3 separate regions of the Homo sapiens genome follow, and all the other regions are linked to region 2. Evidence: chromatin contacts called from ENCODE Hi-C or POLR2A ChIA-PET data. All regions are on one chromosome and are shown on one strand. The core of a region is the stretch at or near the end of the contact, and the rest is flanking DNA. Distances in the headings are between cores, read along the strand shown.

Evidence for each region. A loop is a pair of places that touch in the nucleus more often than their neighbours do. ChIA-PET counts read pairs that join two places held with the same protein, here RNA polymerase II (POLR2A). Pooled maps may share reads with other maps.
Region 1: a loop to region 2 is called in a pooled map, with 11 times the contacts of the local background. The contact joins the promoter of H2BC10 here to the promoter of LINC01623 in region 2. A Hi-C loop is called at or near these places in 7 of 50 pooled maps. POLR2A ChIA-PET finds 5 or more read pairs at or near these places in 2 of 52 experiments (OCI-LY7 and naive thymus-derived CD8-positive, alpha-beta T cell).
Region 3: POLR2A ChIA-PET joins it to region 2 with 7 read pairs in CD4-positive, alpha-beta T cell. The contact joins the promoter of H2BC8 here to the promoter of LINC01623 in region 2. POLR2A ChIA-PET finds 5 or more read pairs at or near these places in 6 of 52 experiments (CD4-positive, alpha-beta T cell, CD4-positive, alpha-beta memory T cell, CD8-positive, alpha-beta T cell and 3 more).

Annotation. Positions count from the first base shown.
Region 1 is chr6:26,271,296-26,274,255 of GRCh38, forward strand. H2BC10 (H2B clustered histone 10) reads left to right here and starts at 1,636. Exons shown (of 1, transcript NM_003525.3): 1 at 1,636-2,117. The coding sequence starts at 1,681. The coding sequence ends at 2,061. H3C8 (H3 clustered histone 8) reads right to left here and starts at 118. Exons shown (of 1, transcript NM_003534.3): 1 at 1-118. The coding sequence starts at 89. It also overlaps the pseudogene H2AC10P. RefSeq lists enhancers at 887-1,226, 1,557-1,896, 1,967-2,096, 2,107-2,156, 2,567-2,726.
Region 2 is chr6:28,862,263-28,865,281 of GRCh38, forward strand. LINC01623 (long intergenic non-protein coding RNA 1623) reads right to left here and starts at 1,415. Exons shown (of 2, transcript NR_033379.1): 1 at 1,022-1,415. It overlaps TRA-AGC2-2 (tRNA-Ala (anticodon AGC) 2-2), which reads right to left and starts at 1,494; the gene lies at 1,423-1,494.
Region 3 is chr6:26,215,334-26,218,144 of GRCh38, forward strand. It overlaps H2BC8 (H2B clustered histone 8), which reads right to left and starts at 1,355. Exons shown (of 1, transcript NM_003518.4): 1 at 867-1,355. The coding sequence starts at 1,310. The coding sequence ends at 930. H2AC8 (H2A clustered histone 8) reads left to right here and starts at 1,588. Exons shown (of 1, transcript NM_021052.4): 1 at 1,588-2,104. The coding sequence starts at 1,642. The coding sequence ends at 2,034. RefSeq lists enhancers at 469-598, 649-738, 819-1,168, 1,080-1,731, 1,599-2,018 and 2 more.

The sequences.
Region 1 (2,960 bases), core at 386-2,885, 2.6 Mb before region 2:
GCGCTTTTCCGAGCCGCCTTAGTGGCCAGCTGCTTGCGCGGCGCTTTGCCACCGGTGGACTTGCGTGCAGTCTGCTTGGTGCGGGCCATCTCAGACTACCTGAAAGAAAAACTCAGCCACTTGGCAGAGTGGAAACTGCCCTTATATATACTCAGAAACATTCTAATTGGCCTTGTTGATTTTCAAAAGACCCGCGCAACAAAACCATTGGCTGAAGAGTCCAACGATGTGATTGGTGAATTACTGGAAAATCTGATTGGATGAATCACTTCATTTTTGAATCCTCTCTTCTCGGTTAGTCTGCGATCCAAGAACGTTAACTTCTTAAAGTTCTAATTCTGCGCTTCTCAAGCTGTAGTCCGTAAACGACTACTTTAAGACTTGGAAGACGCTAATTCTCATTCAGTAGATGTGTTGTGGGGCCAGATTCGGAGGACCACGTTTTGAGAAGTTTATCTTGTGCCGTTTTCTTGAGTCACCTGGACTGCTGCTAGCTGGAAACCTTTGACCATTATAAGGCAGGATTCCTGGGTGATGTACCTGGGAAATCACGAGCCAAGAAGTCACCGACATACAACAGTGAGCAACAAATGTTAACTGAATTCTATTTTGTCCCAAATGGTGTTTTGCTTCGGTTGAGAATTTTTAAGGCACAGGCTAATTTTAGGTTTTCCAACGACTCTTATCATTTACTTTTCGTTGGGTCCTATTGATGATATTCCAGGATACCACCCCCACTAGCCTCTTCTGCAGGATAACTTGAACACTGCAGTGGCCCTGTCCATCTAAACTTTACAAGGTTTTGTAAACGTTACTGAACTTGCTTCTTCCCGACTACATTAAAGCACTTACTTGAGATATTAAACATTTTCTCATTAGTCCTGTTTGCCTAGTCAGTCACTTGTATAGACAGGGCAACAGCACGGCCTGAATATTGGGCAGGACACCGCCCTGCGCGATAGTAACTTTGCCCAACAGCTTGTTGAGCTTCTCGTCGTGGATGGCGAGCTGCAGGCGTCGGGGGGTGACGCGGGTCTTCTTGTCTCGGGCCGCGTTGCCCGCCAACTCCAGGATCTTGGCGGTCAGGTACTCCAGCACCGCCTCCAGGTACACCGGCGCACCGGCCCGGACCCGCTTGGCGTAGTTGCCCTTGCGGAGGAGGCGGTGCACTCGGCCCACAGAAAACTGGAGACCAGCCCTGGAAGAGTGCGTTTTAGCCTTGGCGCGAGCTTTGCTGCCCTGCATTCCACATCCAGACGCAGTGAAGTATTTAAATACTTGTTTAGAAGAAGGAAAGTGATTGATTCTAGTAAAACGCAAGAGCTAAACTCTTATAATCTATATTCGGCAAAGTAGACTGTGCTATCTCCTGAACACAGATTTCAGCCAATCGAAAAGCAGGTGTTTAAAAAAATTTAAAAAAAAAAAAAAAAAAAAAACCACTTCTGACTTACATACTTATAGTTGAAAGGTCAAATTATGCAAGGTTGAGCTTCTGGGAGAGCCGATGAGATTTAGGAGTTCAGAAATGGCCTATCATATATTCAGACACTAAAAGAACCAATGAGAAACCGAAACTCAGCCAGCCTCATTTGCATATACACGAGGTAAATAATGAGGGCGTTTGGGCTCACCAGCATTTTCCTGTGGTCATTTGACGGTATCACTTCGGCTGCGAACATGCCTGAACCAGCTAAGTCAGCTCCCGCCCCGAAGAAGGGCTCCAAGAAGGCGGTGACCAAGGCACAGAAGAAGGATGGCAAGAAGCGCAAGCGCAGCCGCAAGGAGAGCTATTCCGTGTACGTGTACAAGGTGCTGAAGCAGGTCCACCCCGACACCGGCATCTCGTCCAAGGCTATGGGGATTATGAACTCCTTCGTCAACGACATTTTCGAGCGCATTGCAGGCGAGGCTTCCCGCCTGGCGCATTATAACAAGCGCTCGACCATCACTTCCAGGGAGATCCAAACGGCTGTGCGCCTGCTGCTACCCGGGGAGCTGGCCAAACACGCGGTGTCGGAGGGCACCAAGGCGGTCACCAAGTACACCAGCTCCAAGTAAACTAGTTACCTGGGTAAAAGCGCTAACGACCCAAAGGCTCTTCTAAGAGCCACCCATGTTGTCATTTAAAGATCTGTAATTTTCCAGACTTGGCATTGGCAAGGTAAAATGGCTAAGCAACACATGGGATAGTAAGGGTTTACTGAAACATCCAAGTTCGGCCGGGCGCAGTGGCTCACGCCTGTAATCCCAGCACTTTGGGAGGCCGAGGCGGTCGCGTCACCTGAGGTCAGGAGTTCGAGACCAGCCTCGCCAACATGGTGAAACCCTGTCTCTACTAAAATATACAAAAATTAGCCGGGAGTGGTGGCAGGCAACTTAATCCCAGCTACTTGGGAGGCAGAGGTAGGAGAATCGTTTGAACCCAGGAGGCGGAGGTTGCAGTGAGCCCAGATAGAGCCATTGCACTCAAACCTGGGGTATAAGAGCGAGACATCTCAAAAAAAAATCCAGGTTCGTTGTTTTTTCCCCTATAGATTGTAAGCGTCACCAAGGAGTAAGCTCGTATGCAGCTTAATATGACACATTTCACTCAGCAGCTAAGGAAAAATCGTGTTCTAGATTGATCCCCACTTTTCTTCTCCCCGCACACCACCATCTTAAAATTTTGTTTTCGTTTTTAGTTTCACTTTATCATCCTATTGCCCTTGATTTGGAGTAGCCGGGTGGAAATCAAGTTTGGGGTAGTCTTAAATCTAAAATAAGGTCTGAGAAAGCGAAACTCGTCTTTTAGTTCGTTGTTAGCTTGCAAATGGTTGGAGCGGCATATGATGGAGGAAATCACCTCTGTTGGTTGCATTTCTAAACCATGGCAGATCGCTACCAGACGTTCTCATATCCCCCTTGCAAGTCCACTGATTTCTCTACAAATTTTACTGAGTTTATAATTACTGGATTAC
Region 2 (3,019 bases), core at 165-2,664:
CCGTGCACTTGGTCTCTCAAGTCGCCTGCTTGGCCCTCTTCCAAGTGTACTTTCCTTCATTAGTGCTCTAAATATTTTCAATAATTTTTCACCCCTGCTCTAAGACTTGCCTCGGTCTCTCCTTCGGCATTATGCTCCTCAATCGAATTCTTTCCTTCTCCTGAGGAGGCAAGAATTAATGTTGCTGCAGACTCCTTACAGATAACTGCCACCGCTAATATGTTGAGATGTTCACACATGCATGTGTGAGGCCCTTCAAAATGTGAGCTGCGGTTAGAATTGGGAAGAGAAGGGAGTGGGGATATGTATCTTTGTTTTCTGATTGCCTTCCATATCTTTTAAAACTAGCTAAGTGCTGCTTCAAGTCAGCCAGATACGAAGGCTTCAATTTATTTAACACAATAAAGAACTTCTATTTGGATCCAAAGCTTACATTATGCTTTAATAAAAGTTACCCTAATAAAGTCAGAAACAATAACAATGAGTCAAAGAAATGCATACAAAGTAGGCCAGGCGTGGTGGCTCACGCCTGGAATCCCGGCACTTTAGGAGGCAGAGGCGGGTGGATCGTGGATCACTTGAGTTCAGGAGTTCGAGACCAGCCTGGCCAACATGGTGAAACCCCCGTTTCCACTAAAAAAAAAAAAATTAGCCGGGCATGGTGGTGCATCATGCCTGTAATTCCAGCTACTCGGGAGGCTAAGGCAGGAGAATCACTTGCATCTGGGAGGCACAGCTTGCACGTGAACCGAGATGGTGCCATTGCACTCTGCACTCCAGCCTGGGAGACAGAGTGAGACTCTTGTCTCCAAAAAAAAAAAAAAAAAAAGCCTACAAAAAGCTTACAAAGTCTAAAATCGGACGAACAAGAGGACACCTGATGGGGGAAAAGAAAAGAGATTGCGATGGGAAGAGAGTGGTGGGGAAATCCGTGGGACAGTTTTCCTATTTTCTGGGTCTGTCCCTTGACCAAGGAACAGCTCAAAAAAGAAAGGATCTAAAATAAATTGTAAAAAATTACCTGTGGTTTCGCATTTGTTTTCTGTCTTTTTCTTTCTTGCTTGATCTTCGATAATACTGGGAAATGTAACCAATGTGATTGGGCTTGTTAATTTGGTGCCTTGCTTGTTTTTCGGGTTTTGGAATTCTGCCAGTCTGTGCTTCCGCGGCCTCTTTCATTTTGTCTTTCATCTCTTGACACAGCCACCCAGGGTGGTGTCAAAGCCTTAGAGCAGAAATGCATCAATATTGAAAGCAAAACGGAGCTTGTTTTCCTTGGTTTCCATGTGAATTTGAAGAATTGAGAGAGAATGAAAGTGCCACAAAAACAAAAGAAAAAAAATTGAGGCGAGTCGTGGACATGATAGACATGATTTTGCAAACAAGGCACATCTAGGAGAAAAGGCGGGAGAAAAATGAAGCTGGAGGTGCCGGGGATTGAACCCGGGGCCTCGTGCATGCTAAGCACGCGCTCTACCACTGAGCTACACCCCCCAACGCTCAACGTGGGCCAAAATATTTCTATGACCTGTTACTATTATCGGTCGTGCCAAGAAGCATATTTTGTCGAACTTAATTTTGAATTCGCTATACTGGATATTGTTTCCTGACTGCGCTGAGAGAAGGAAAACTGAATGTTATATCGAAAGTCCCGTGCTGGGCCTGGGATCTCCCGCTGCAGGTCACCCTCTCGGACGGCCGCTCGACAACCACCTATCGGGGTTTATAAGGGAGCCGTCCTGCCTGGCCGCCCCCCAGAGAAAGGTCTGTGATGGGGTGATTCTGCTTGGAAAGGTTGCCAGGAAACCGCGAGCATAACGCAGAAAGATAAAACGAAAGCCCTAAACGCCGCCGTGGGAATTTAAGTCCAAGGGGCAGAGAAAACAGGAGGGGAATTGCAGATCGGCTTGTCCCGGTCGTAGTTACTGCCCCTGCAGGTTCCCGCGCCCAGCCTCGGGATGGAGAACCTGGCACGCTACGTTTCGCGGGCTCTGAGACTCGGGTGGTGAGAGTCGCCGAGATGCGCACTGGGAAGAGAAAAGAGCCAGGACGCACCTGCATTTATGGCGCCATCGCCCGGGCGGAATCCTCCACGGAATAAAAAGTATGCAGAAGCAAGGCGATTTATGACTGCATAAACCCTCCGTGCTCCTGGAGAGTTCTTAGACCTCTCCACTCCTTGGCACAACTGACCTCTCCACTCTTCGACAAACTGGCAAGCGCTTGCCGCCGTTCGCCAAACCTTGGTACGACAGTCAATCCAGAAATGAGCTTCTGGAACAAATCCTAAATCCTTTTTTGTCTGTCTTCTTCTGATTCGCTCTCATCCTTAAGGGACCTGTTTCTCCTTCAAAACCTGAAAACATCTAACCTATAGTACCAACCCCAGATCCAGGCCTGGCCTTCCTGACCAGTCAAAGCCAGTTGGACTGTGCGCCTAGAAGTGGACAGACATGCGAAATGCCATACTGTATACGTACAATGCATAGGCCAAAGGCGACCCTATGACCCAGAGATTAGAAAGACTCGGACGTCTTTTGACTGGGTTCAGGTCACACTACTCCCAAAATACGACACCTCGGCATTTGAGAAAACAGCAGAAGCAGAAACGTTTTTCTCTGGGCCCTTGTTCCGTGAAGCGGGCCATGAAAGCTACCTGATCTTCCAATTAAAGTAGGTGATAAGACCGTCAATTCAGAGGGGAGAAAATGTACTTGGAGGAAATAAACGAAGACACAGAGATGCCAAAGAGAACCTGAATAAACAGGCTTTGCTAAGTTCACCCCAGTTTATAACCATTAGATCATACCCCCTTTTATCCAATTATACTGCTATGGGACTATCCACTTCATCAAACCTAAGCATAAAAATATAGGAAGTCCTCACTTATTGTCAGTTGGTTTTTGGAAACTATTACTTTAAGCAAAATAAAACTAATTCTACCATAGACTAGACTAATTGATTTAAGAGTTAATTTTCTTGGCAAATGTCTGATCACAAAAACACCAAATTTCTAAAT
Region 3 (2,811 bases), core at 105-2,604, 2.6 Mb before region 2:
GGCTAATTTTGTTTGTATTTTTTTAGTAGAGACAGGGTTTCACAGTGTTAGCCAGGATGGTCTCGACCTCCTGACCTCGTGATCCGCCCGTCTCGGCCTCCCAAAGTGATGGGATTAGAGGCGTGAGCCACCGCGCACGGCGGAAAACGAGATTTTTTAGATCAACTTTACATTGCCAATGCCCATGGTATTCCCTCCACAACAAACTCCACAAGAGTGCTCAGAAAAGTCAAACTTGTTATCAGGTGATCTTTAGGGACCCAAAGACTACTCTTCCTACCCTTTCCAGTGTTGCCCAGGCTGGAATTGCACTAGCGTATTCACATGTTCCTGCAGTCTCTAGCCCGAGAGTTTAAGCTATCCTACCACCTCAGCCTACCGAGTAAATGATAGTACAGACGCAAGCCGTCACACCTGGTTAGCTTCATTTTTTTGCAGAGACGAGTTCTATGTTGCCCAGGCAAATCTGTTAACTCCTGAGCTGAAGAAAGCCTCATGCATCGACCTCCCAAAGTGCTAGGATTACAGGATCTTGCCAACACAGAACAGGAGTATCTCCTGATCAATTTTTTTTGAGACGAAGCCTCGCCTTTGTCGCCCAGGCTAGAATGCAAAAGCGCCATGTCTTTTCACTGCAACCTTTGCTTGCTGGGTTTAAGTGATTCTCCTGCGGCAGCCTCCCGAGTCTCTGGGATGACACGCGACTGCCCCACGCCCGGCTAATATTTGTATTTTTAGTAGAAACGAGATTTAACCACGTTAGCCAAACTGGTCTCGATCCGCACGCCTCGGCCTCCCAAAGTGCTGGGATTACAAAATCGGAAAAATTATTCCCTAGAAAACGGTGAAATTCAATATTAAAGCTCTTTATGTGAGACTTGAGTGGCTCTGAAAAGAGCCTTTGAGTTTTAAAGCACCTAAGCACACATTTACTTGGAGCTTGTATACTTGGTGACAGCCTTGGTACCTTCGGACACTGCGTGCTTGGCCAGCTCTCCGGGAAGCAGCAGACGCACGGCGGTCTGGATCTCCCTGGAGGTAATGGTCGAGCGCTTGTTGTAGTGGGCCAGACGGGAAGCCTCGCCTGCGATGCGTTCGAAGATGTCGTTAACGAAGGAATTCATGATGCCCATGGCCTTGGATGAGATGCCAGTATCGGGGTGAACCTGTTTTAGCACCTTGTACACATACACGGAGTAGCTCTCCTTACGACTGCGCTTGCGCTTCTTGCCATCCTTCTTCTGCGCCTTGGTCACAGCCTTCTTGGAACCCTTCTTCGGAGCAGGAGCTGACTTAGCTGGTTCAGGCATGCTGTCAGAAAACAATAACAGCAGTGAGAATGAACGCACTTAAATAAAAGCTCGTGTCTAGAGTCTCTCCTTTTATAGGCCTTTCATGCAAATAAAGAATTCAAAATATCCAGCTCTGATTGGGCAATGTGTTAGTGACGCATACATGTAAAATAGCCTTCACCTTATTTCCTTTCTAATTGGTTGGCTCGTCAAAGAACAATTTTAACCAATCAAATTGCGCCTTTCACAATTCTACCGATGACTATAACTAGCTTCTTATTCCTCCATCGAGCCCATTCTTTTTCTTTATTCAGTGGATTGTTAGTTCTTCTGCTGTTAGGAAGCCACTATGTCTGGACGTGGAAAGCAAGGCGGCAAAGCTCGGGCAAAAGCTAAAACGCGTTCTTCCAGGGCCGGTCTTCAGTTTCCAGTTGGCCGTGTGCACCGCCTCCTCCGCAAAGGCAACTACTCCGAACGAGTCGGGGCCGGCGCTCCAGTGTACCTGGCAGCGGTGCTGGAATATCTGACGGCCGAGATCTTAGAGCTAGCTGGCAACGCGGCTCGCGACAATAAGAAGACCCGCATCATCCCGCGCCACCTGCAGCTAGCCATCCGCAACGACGAGGAGCTAAATAAGCTTCTAGGTCGCGTGACCATCGCGCAGGGCGGTGTCCTGCCCAACATCCAGGCCGTATTGCTGCCTAAGAAGACGGAGAGCCACCATAAGGCCAAGGGCAAGTGAAATGATTACTAGTCAAATCCGTCAGTGATCCCGAGTCCCAGAAACCAAAGGCTCTTTTCAGAGCCACCCACCTTTTCTGTAAAGTGCTGGAATACACATACGATGCCTGAAATCTCAATGTTCACTGTCCTAATTTTTAACGAACGCTTCTGACGTTACTGGTCAGTTCTTTATTGAAATCCTTGCTCACATTTCATGCACTAATTTATCTTACTGGTGTTTCTTTGCAGTAAAAATGCGTTTATAAAGGTATACAAGAATAGAAACCGAGGTTGTGACACCAAGGTTTCACTGCGTTATTTTGTGTATAGGTCCATGCTGTGTATACAAATTTATCATTAATACACAGGCTGTTTATTCATGTGCACTTGTCAGAAAAGGGTGAAATATTAATACAGAAACGAGAGAACAAAGAAGGATAGCTGCCCATTAGCATTTCAGGGCGGGCTTTTTAAGTTTTAAAGATGACTGCATTCCGGCTGGGCTCAGTGGCTCATGCCTGTAATCCCAACACTTTGGGAGGCCAAGGAGGGCGGATCATAGGGTCAGGAGTTCGAAATCAGCCTGCCCAACATAATGAAAGCCCGTCTCTACTAAACAAATACAAAAAGTAGCCGGGCGTGGTGGTGTGCATCTGTAGTCCCAGCAACTTGGGAGGCTGAGGCAGGAGAATCGCTTGACTCCGGGAGGCAGAGGCTGCAGTGAGCCGAGATCACGCTATTGCACTCCAGCCTGGGTAACAGAGCAAGACTACGTCTCAAAAAAAAAAAAAAAAAA